Linked DNA regions of Homo sapiens: region 2 is linked to region 1. A link is a loop called in an ENCODE intact Hi-C map of the cell type or tissue named here. Cell type or tissue: MCF 10A. All regions are shown on one strand. Links, peaks and the distances in the headings refer to the core of each region. The heading gives the core; the rest is flanking DNA.

Evidence for each region. Hi-C counts contacts between places; a loop is a spot of excess contacts. Peaks named below come from ENCODE experiments on the same cell type or tissue, not always from the same donor. Only the 100,000 strongest peaks of a DNase experiment are listed, where the experiment ranks them.
Region 2: a loop joins it to region 1, with 20 times the contacts of the local background. A loop is called at or near these places in 3 of 110 quality-filtered maps.

What each region holds. Positions count from the first base shown.
Region 1 is chr16:87,054,437-87,059,958 of GRCh38, forward strand. LINC02181 (long intergenic non-protein coding RNA 2181) reads left to right here and starts at 3,348. Exons shown (of 3, transcript NR_126008.1): 1 at 3,348-5,522. In MCF 10A, for the core only: CTCF peaks have their summits at 1,853 and 2,930 (motif pointing left); no DNase peak of the experiment used is centred there.
Region 2 is chr16:86,807,730-86,812,947 of GRCh38, forward strand. No RefSeq gene overlaps it. Among named protein-coding and RNA genes, the nearest start is that of LINC02188, 88 kb to the left of the region's middle. In MCF 10A, for the core only: a CTCF peak has its summit at 2,104; a DNase peak (open chromatin) is centred at 2,032.

The sequences.
Region 1 (5,522 bases), core at 261-5,260:
AAACAGAGTCTGTTGGGACACTTCCGGGAAACCTTTTGTTTTCTTAATCAAAAGGCACAGCGCTAGTAACCTTCTCCTCTCTTCCCTCTGTGAATACAGATCTGATGTCTGGAGATCTAGCAGCCATGTTGAGGCCATGACAGAACAGACAATAGCAATGTGGTAGACATCATATTAGCCCCCCAAGAGATGTCCACATCCTAAACTCCAGAACCAGGACACTGGAGTTGCAGATGGAAGTAGGTTGCTAATCAGCTGACCTTAAAATAAAGAGATAGTCCTGGATTATCTGAGTGAGTCCAGTGTAAGCACAGGCTCCATAAAAGTGGAAAATAGAGCTGGAAGAGGAAGTCATAGAAGAAACGGATGCAGAGGGTGGAGGGATAGATGGGACCCTGCTGTCTTTGAAGACGAAGGAATGGGCCATGAGCCAAAGAATGAGGCAGCCTCTGGAAGCTGGAGAAGGCAAGGACTCGGCATGACATTCATGGAAACATTTTCCCAGGAAACACACTCAGGGACCCCTGATCTTACTGTCCCTTCCTTTGCCAGAAAAGGTTCCAGAGACATCCCAAATTCATCTTCAGACCCTGGCATCATCAGAGGGGTCTCCCCAGAAGGAACCAGCCCTTCCTACACCTTGATTTTAGCCCGGTGAGACCAGCACTGAACTTCTACACTACAGAGCCCTAAGATGATAAAAGCATGTGTGTTTTAAGCCACTGAGTTGATGGGCATTTGTTACAGCAGCCACGGGACACCACTACAAGCAGGAAGAAGGTGCCATCTCTGCCGCTGGTGAATAGCTGAGTAGATACCCGAGGCTGCCTTCCTCCGACATCCTTACTGCATGATAAGGACAAGCCTGCCCTTGTTTAAGCCATCTTAAGTTGGGTTATTGTGATTTGAAGCCCAGTGCATTCCTACTTGGCATCTGTGTCACCTGACGGGGACTTTACTTCAAAGTTCTTTTTTGAAGAATTTTTTTTTTATGGGAGAGAAACCACATTAGCAGCTAAATGAGTTGAACCCCCTAGGATGGTGCTGAGGTGTGAAGATGAATTTTGGAACCTTTTCTGGCAGAGAAAGGGAAAATAAGATCAGGGTTTCCTAAGAAAATATTTTCCTTCCATATAATGCCCTAACGGCCTTCAACATTCTAAGAAGAAAAATGGATTGTTAATTCAATGTTTACTGAATCATAAAGTAGACCTAAGACCAAAAAAAAAAAAAAATAGAAAAAGCTAATTGCAATAAACAAGAGAGTGGGTTTGTGTAGGCATCAGGGCTGCTCTATGGCAGATCAGGTGTCCGGGATAACAGGTGTGTTCATAGTCTGCCATGTCCTAGACTGGGTGAAATTGTTCTCCAGTTGAAATGGTTACATAGGATAAGTGTCCCTGGGCTCTGCCTTAACAGCAGGCCCTTTATCTTCAATATGACTTCATCAGTGCACAGTCCATTTTCAGGAACGTGACTTTACTGTGTTGTTATTTCTAAGCTGATTCCTGCCGACCAATTTTATTCCTTACTTTACAACGGAGTTTCCAGGAATGGGTTCTAGTGAGGTGTTGGGACTGCCTTTGCGCATTCATGGATGGATAAGTTAATCAAGGAGTTAGGAAGGCAAGGTCATTTGTCATGGGCCCACCTCCTACCTGTCAGACAGGACTTGGCCTCAGAAGCTCTGTGGGCATTTCATCCTGCTGCTCAGTGTGCTCTGATGCCCAGCTCTGCAGAAGAGAGAAGAAGGGCCAGCCAGGAGCCTGGCAAGTGAGCAGTGCTTAGTAACTACTCATGGTGCTCAGTAACTACTCATCATTGCAATGCTTTTCTCTCTCATGCTCACAGCACCCCTATGAGGGAGATCTGGGGAATTTTCCCCTACTGCAGACCGGGAATCCAAGGCTGAGAGGTTACAGGACTCAGACTGAGAAAGGGGCGCATTGTCCCACTGCCTTGTTGGTGCCTCCTGACAGGGAGGCATGAGGGCTGTGGCCGCCACGGCAGATACTGGCCTTGGCATCCACAGCCCTCATGCTGTCTCTGCAGGCCGGGCGCCATGTGACCACACTCCTCTCTCAGACCCCACAAGAGCCCCGTGGGGGGCCGTGTGCTGCCCACTCTCATGATGAGGAAGCCACGACCTGAGAGAAACTTAGCGTCTTGCCCCCGATGCTGCGATGCTTGGGGATGGGTGTAAACACAGGCGGCTGCCGGCACATCTGGGCTCTCCTTGTGACCTGTCAGGCCCGCCCGCTGCAATAGAGCCTCCTCTGTCCCCTCGGGGCTTAGAGAGGTGAGGCAAACGCTTTCAGCCAGAGGCAGTGAGAAGGGTTCCCTCCACGGCCAGCAGTCTGAGCTCAGATAACTGACTTGCAAAAAATCCCTGACCAACCGGGAGCCTGAGAGGTGTGGGCCGGGTAGGGCGGGAGGAGGGGGAGGAAGCCCTGGGTACCCCAGGGCGCAACATGGCAGGGCCACACTGGAGGATGAGATCAGGCCTCCCAGGCCTCCCAGGCCCCCACCTGCGATGACTCCCCCGCATCGCCCATCGCGGCTGGGATTCTGGAGCCAGGCAGGGGTTCTGTGGTCTGAGTCCCTCTGCCTGTGTGACTCTGGGAAAATCACCAGACCTTCCTGAGCCTGGATTTCCTTCCGTGTGGAAAGATAATCATCAACGACCCGCGCCTATTTCAAGGAGACTCTTGGCCCAAAAATCCCGATTCCTCTAATTCCTCCTGATTTTTCTAAGTCGTGAACACATTAATTTATTGTCTTTCTAATGAGGCAGTGAGTGAAATATTCCGAATATTAAACAAGAAATACCTTTTCGGAAGGGTTTTTGTGAAGCCCTTTAATGGAGGGAGCATGGAGCCACCGTCAGACCTGATCTTCACGGATTTCGGGGCCCTCTGCTGGTTGCCTACACATCCACCCCCTCCCTAAACCTTCCTCGTTGACACGATTCTCGTTTCATTTGGCTTCAAAATGAGTTCCAACAACAACAAAATGCAATTTCCCAGACTCCTTTGCAGCGGAGAGTGGTCACATGACCCCATTCAGCCCAATGAGACGGGAGCCAGCGGGCCCAGAGAGGGCGTCCCTTCCAGGGACACTGCATTTCGGATTTGTGCTTTATCCTCCTCCTAGACGGGCTGAGAGTCCACAGGTGCGGCATTCACCTTGTCTCCTGAGGCCACAGGCATGGCGGCCAGGAGAGGAGGAGGGGGCTTCCCGCCCCGCATGGCCGCAGGCCGTCTCCATGGCAACAACCTCCCAGGCCCAGGGGTTCCGCAGCCTCCGCCAATCTGAGATGATTGACAGCAATGCCATCCAATTACAACATTTCCTCTCTCCTTGGGGACACCGAAAAGCAGACCACCCGGGCATACTAAGGTCAAGATGTCGTTGATCGGTTTCTTTGTTTTATTGTATTACTTGTTTTATTTACCTATTTACTTTCTTGGTAAAACCAGCCTGCCGGCTTGCTCAGGACATGAACTATGACGTCCCTGGAGATGGTCTCTTGGGAGAGGAGCCCCCCAGGCCAGCGAATCCCGCTCACCTGGGGATTAACGAGCAGGCCCGGCCATTTCCCAGGGCCACCGGTGCTCCCTGATCTCAGTGTCTCCGTCTGTAAAATGGGTATAACCAGAGCCAGCCTGTGTGGCCCTGGGGAAAGCGGCACTGAGGACAGACCAGGTGTCCAGCAGGGTCCTGCCCCGACTCCCACGCCCCCCTCGCCGGCCCCCTCGCCGCGGTCTTGCACCCTCCACTCCCCGTGCCTGCAAAGCCTCTGCCCCGTCCCTACACCAGGCTAATCCTTTGCACCTCAGCTCAGAGGCCCCGTCTCCAAAGCCTTCCCTGAAACTTCCTCCTTGAGACACCCACCATCCCCACCAAGCCTGCCACACCCAGGCCTGCTATCGCCCGTGCGGTGTCGTCCTTCTGATAAGCTGTGGAGGGGTAAGGGTCGCCCTGGTCTCTTGTTCATAGCCTTAAACCTAGAGCCACTCAAGTGCCGGGCACATAGCAGGTGCTCAATAAATACTCCTTGCTGATTGAACGGCAACCAGCTGCAAGAGTGAATGCATGGATGCCGCTCGTGGGCCTGGGTTTGGAGATCTTAGAAACAAAGCTTCCTTTTGCCACACTCATGCCTTCTTCTATCACACTCATGCCTTCTTCTACCACAATGTCACACCCTTACATCTTGTATCCGTAGGGAAATGTGGCCAGGGGCGTTTTACCAAGTTGGTCTGGGATGACGTGAGTTAACCCTCACACTCCACAGTCAGAGAGATGGGTAACCCAGGTGACCCAGCGCTAAGTGACAAATATGCTCTCGGATAGAACAGCCCAGAAAGGGCAAGAGGGAGAGTTGGAACACTCAGATAATTACCCTTCAGCGACGCAGTGCACTTAAGTGGTGAAAGGAGATTCACTGGTTGGAAAAACACTCCAGGGCGAAGGGCCAGCGTGTGCAAAAGCACCGAAGCATGACCGAGCGCGGGCATTCCCGCCAGCCACCAGTGGGCCACGCATCCCAACATGTGAGTGCCGCAAGGATACAAGTGCCTAATGTGAACCTCCAAGTGGACGATCATTCAGTACTGACTTTGGGCCTGGCCCCCTTTCCTCATGCAAGCCTTCCAGGCAGGAACTAAGAGTGAGCCATCCTCTACAGAAGAGAAAAGCAAGACACAGCAAGCTGAGAAACTTACCAGGGTCACCCAGTTGGTTGGAGTCAGAGATGTGTTACGGGCAGCAGCTCCTCTGCCCGCTTACGTCTGGGCTTTGGGGGCTGGCCCAGAGATAGTCATAATGCAGCCCTTTATTCAGCACTTGCTATGGGCCAAGTCCTTCATTCACAAGCTCAAGTCTTCCCAACCCAGAAAGAAAGATGGTTAGTTCCATTTCATGTAGGAGGAAACTGTCGAGGCTCAGAAAATTTAAGGAATTTACCGGTCATCAGTAAACGAGAGTAAAGGCCTGTGTGAACCCAAATCTGCCCTCCTCTGAAACTCTCGCTGCAGACATCGCACCCCACTGTTTTTCAATTTCATCTTCTTATTTATTCACTCAACCAATATTTATTTACCAAAGCACTATGAGGCCCAGTTAAGAATGTGTGGTCCTCGATCTGACAGCCTGGATTCAAATCCCTGTTGCCCCACAACTCTCCACACTAGCTGTGTGGCCTTGCAAATTTCACTCAACCTCTCAGGGACTCAGTTTCCTTGATTGTCAAATGGGAGTAATGACATTTCCTACCTCATTGACTTGTTGGGAGGTAGCATTGAGTTATCCCATGCCGCACCCGCTCCCTTGTAAACTCTGGATAATTACCGAGCTTTCTTATAAGTGCAGCTCATGGATCACTCAAGGCACTGGGAATATAGCAATCACAACAAAGATTCTAGTCATGGGAGATGGTCACCTAACAAATTAAAAACTAAGGCATTTGTTAAAGGACTGAATGACCAAGATTAGCGTTCCAAGGAAAAGTATGGCGCTCT
Region 2 (5,218 bases), core at 219-5,218, 250 kb before region 1:
TTAAATGACAGGCATTTGCCAGTAATCTAAAACCACTGGTTCCAATCTGTGTCTACAGATGTCACTAGGGGAAGGGGACAACATTATTTTAAGGAAGTCTGATTTTGTGGGCCAGGTATTATATTTATTTAAAATTTTTATTATAAAAATTTCCAAACACTTAAAAGTAGGCAAATAGTCTAATGAGCTTTCATAAACCTACTAACTACATTCAAGTTTTCAATACTCTGCCATGCTTCCCTGATTTCACATCATTTCTTTCGTAAACAAATAATCATCATTTTTAAAAAACAGACATTTTCTTACCTAATAGCAAAAGCATCCCTAGAGAAAATACGGTCTTGTACATATGAATTGGACTATTATTTTTAACAGTATATGCTGTTCCCATTGCTGGTTTACTAAATTTAATTGAAGAGTGTTATGGAATTCACAGAAGGCGTTTTTGTCAGTGCATTTTCTCAATACACACATATTAAATCAGATCATCAGACCTTAAATCTTCAGGATTGCTATCTTGAAGAGTCCATGACATCTTTTTCTGATGTCATACTTGGAAAGGTTGGAAAACTGATTTAAAACTTCATTTCAGCCACAACTCGATTTCTCCCCCAGCCGATTCTTGATAGAAATTGCAAAGAGAACAAATTGGAGAGGCTGAGGATTCTTCTGCTTTGCCTGGTTTCTGTTGCTACCATCCCATCCAGGTGTTCCCAGGATCAACTGGCATCAGACAAGAGGTGGCTAGAGGGGGCTAGCCCACAGAGCATGGTTGGGGTGGGTGCAGCTTGGAAATGGCTTTAGTTTCTGAGTTGTCTGGAAGGATAGACTTAGAGGTTGAGTCCCTGGGACAGTTTGGGCCCCAGATAACTCAGCTTTCATCCTAATCTGCTATTTGCCAGCCACAGGCCATTGCTGGAATCAGTTAACCCCTCTGAACCTCAGAGTTGCCACCTGCAAAATGGGTATAAGAATCCCAACCTCACTACCTACTCTCCTACTCTCCTTAAAGACCCAGTTAAGACCATTTAGAACAGCGGTCCCCAACATTTCAGGTACCCAGTTTCGTGGAAGACAATTTTCCACAGGCCTGTTGGGAGGGATGGTTTTGGGATGACACTATTCCACCTCAGATCATCAGGCATTCGTTAGATTCTTGTAAGGAGCGTGCAGCCTGGATCCCTCACACGCACAGTTCACGGGACTGTTCCTCTCCTGTGAGAATCTAATGCCGCCACTGACCTGGCAGGAGGGAGAGCTCAGGCGGCCATGCTTGCTCACCCTCCGCTCACCTCCTGCTGCTCCGGTTACTAACAGGCCATGGACTGACACCAGTCTGCAGTCCAGGGGCCTGGGACCCCTGCTGTAGCAAGCCTTTTGCAAGCTGTTAAGTACTGTGCATGTTTTCCTGGGCACACAGGAGTTCTGCCTTTGCAGTGACCTCTGTGCAGGACCCCCATCCTCGGGGATCTTGGAGCTACAGCGAGTCCTGGCGCTCCTGCCACCCACTTGCACTTTGCTGCTCTCGTCAGTATCTTCATGGGAGCTGCCTCCTCACTGGGCCAGAGCACCTGGCTCTAAGGCAGAGGAATCCAATCCACCAGCAGCTTTTCCTAAAAGGCCAAACCACCTCGTGGGCCGATCGTTTTTCTCCGTAACATGGCCAAATGGCCACCAAATGGCCGGCCGGCTGGGGCCAAAAAGCCCCTTCCCAGCACACACCCCAAAGCTCCGCAGCTACAACCCTCACCTGGCAACAGCCTGCGGAAGGAGGTACAGGGCTGATCTGTGTCCTGTGGTCAAATGCATTGGTTCTCAGTCCTGACTTTGCTCTAGAATCCCTGGGGAGTTTCCCAGGCCTCATCCCAGAGAGGCTGGGTTGGAATCTCTGGCATGGGGGTCTGGGCAGTGGTATTTGCTGGAAGCTCCCCAGGGAATTCGGATGTGCAGCTGGGGCTGGGAACAAGCATCTTATCCATCGTTCAGGTCAGCCACAACTTGCTGGTTAAAGTCGGTGAGAAATGAATCAACCAAATTAGTCATTGGACAAACAAAATTTTAAAGAAGTTTATCTGGTGCCACACGGAGATTGAGCCACAGAGGGCAGACAAAACCTCTGTTGGCCTTCTCCCCTCCATGGAAAAGATCCTGGTGGAATAAGTCATGATGACAGCTCAGCCGGTTCTTGTACACGTGCAGCTTTACCTGGGGAAGCTGTTGCTGGCTAAAGACAGGGCAGGCTTTGTCCCTGGTCTATGCTAACTCTCAGGATGTGGACCATTTCTCTGATCATCCTGATGGGATGAACGTCATTCATTCATTCAGTCATGCCCTCAACTGTTTCTTGCATATCAGGAACTGTGCAAAGTCACAAGTATATATAGATTGCTAGGACCTGGTCATCATCTTCAAGTCGGAAATATTATGGGAACACAACAATAATTAGAGCTAGAATGTACTGTGTCTTCTTCTTTCTAAGCATTCTGTGAAGAACTTGCCAGAATTTACTGTGTCTCCTTCTTGCTAAGCATTCTGCGAAGAACTTGCTAGAATTTACTGTGTCTTCTTCTTGCTAAGCATTCTGCTAAGAACTTGACATGTATTCTCTCATTTGATCACTCCAGCAATTCTATTAAGTAGGATCATAGCATTGATTATGGTAATAATTCTTATAACCATTTCATGATTCTATGATCATTTTCTGTAGAAAAATCTGAGGCTCAAACATGTTAAGTAATTTGCACAGGGTCACATAGCAAATAGTGGCAGAGCTGGGATTCCCACCCAGCCCAACTCCAGCTGATGCTCCTCACCCAGCACATCACTGCCTCTCACAGTGGTATGACCCAAACACTGGTCCACTGGCATCAGGAAGCTGGGAATAAAAGAAGAGGCTTTACTCCTGGAAGCAGAAGACTTCCCTCCAAGGCTGCATGCTGCTATCGACTGGTTTTCAAGTTCTGTTTGTGCTGACTCCAGCAGAGATGGGAAGAAATAGTGGTGCACTGGGAAGTGTTTGATAGCCTGGCGCCCTGAAGAAAGCTCTGATTAGTTTAGTTTGCCGTTGTCCATTTGCCATATCATGATCATAGAATGTTTCATTATTCTATGACCATGAAATGGTTCTAATAACTATTATCATAATCAGCTCTATGATCCTACTTAATAGAATTACTGGAGTGACCAAATGTGTGAATACCCCCACCATGGTTGATTTCAAATGGCCAGTGTCACATCACTGAACTCAGAGATGGGGAGAGATGCACACGGTCTGCTCTCACAAGCTGGTGTGAGTAGGCTCCAGCACTCCAGGGCTCTTTCCATTCGCAGGTCTTTTGAGGACCATTAGAGATTATTGGCCCTTTTAAAATTGTGGCTCATCCAACAGTTTATTAGACTGAAATCCCCATAACAAAAGGGGCCGTGTCTATTCTTACCATTGCATCTGTCTACAGCTCCTGGCTTATGCCTGGTAAAAAGTTAGTCCTCAGTCAATATTTGTAGAGTTAATTCACTTCCAAGAGCAAGGGTCTTTTATTAGGGAAGCCCAAGATTTAGACACTTACACTATAATATTATTATCTCAATAGTTGTAGACAAATTAATGATGAAATTAAACAACCATCCATGATAAGAACAAACAAATGAGCAAACATAATATTTTTACAACTAGAAATGAAAGGGACAATTGTAAAACCGATAAAGAGTATCTTCCATAAACATCATATTTAATAGTGAAAATTTAGCAGGATTTCTGTTATATTCAGAAACAAACTCAGGGTGCCAACCATCTGCCGTTGCCCGCTTTTGATGTTTGACTAGCAATCTCCATCAATACACTACTGTGAGAACAAGGAAGAAAGGGGGAAGAACTAGAGAGAGAGAGACAAAGCTGTCATTATCAGTAGACAGCATAATTGTCTGCAATGAAAATCCAAGAGAATCTACAAACTAATAAAACAATAAGTAAATTCTGCAAAGCTTCTGAATCAAAAGTAAACATTAAAAATAAATTCATTTCCATCCACCAGTCATAACCACTTAAGAAGATGTAAGATCCCATTCACAGTACTAACAAAACTAAAGCTTAGTTATGAGTAATTTTCACAAAACTATGAAAGACAATTTTTGAGACAATTGTAAAACTGCATTGAAGGATGTGGAAGACCAAACTAGATGGAGATAGATGGGAAGACTCAATTTCACTGAGATGTCCTTTCTCTCTAAATCAATTTCTAAATTATATGCATTGGCAATAAAAATTCCAGCAAGATTTTTTTAATGGCACTTGACAAATCCATTCCAAAAAAAGGCAAAGATTTAAAACCAGAAAAAATATATTTCGATAAAATTAAACAATAAGATGAGAGGACTTGCTACCAAGTATTAAAACTTAGTATACACATTATAGTAATGAAGGCAGATAAATAATTTTTTAAAAAACAGTAAAACATGCCCATATATTTATTCTTCAAGAGCTATTTATTGAGCAGCTACTATGTGGGAAATACTCCTCTGAGTGCTGGGTATATGACGGGGGGCTGGCCACAGTCTTTGCCCACAGGGGGCTTCCATTCTCAAAGTGGGAGGTGGGTACTGATAATGAATGAATGGATATGCCAGTTAGGCCTCAGTATTGCTGAGAAAACTAAATCAGGATGGTGGAGAGGGAGGAGTATGTTTGTTTGGATGGAGGGTGTCTGGTAAGATGGCATTTGAGAAGAGTCCTGAATAAAGTGAAGGAGGAAGCCATGCAATGTGCCCTGGAATGAGGTGAGAACGCAAGTGCAAAGGCCCTGGGGCCATCTGGAGCTCAGTGTGTTCTAGGGACATGGTGGCCAGAGTGGCTGGAGCAGGATAAAGAGGAAGAACAGCAGGGCAGAGGGCAGAGATGAAGTGGGGGGTCGAGCTGGAGCCCCACACAGGCCATGGGAAGAGCATGGGAAGGCTGTCAGAGAGCAAAGGCACAGCCTGCTCTGGCTTTCATCACTTTGCTTGCTGAGAATGTGGAGAGGGAAGGGTGCTAGTGAGGCCTGCCATGAGGCTACTAAAATGGTCCAAGCTCAAGAAGGTGATGGCTTGGCCAGTGTGGTAGTGGTGAGAGGCAGAAGCAGTTAGACTGAGTTATGTTTCACAGATAGGGTGAGTGGAATTTGCTGGTTTGTTGTACCTGGGAAGTGAAAGCAGAAGTCAAGGTTGACTCTGGGTTTTTATCCTG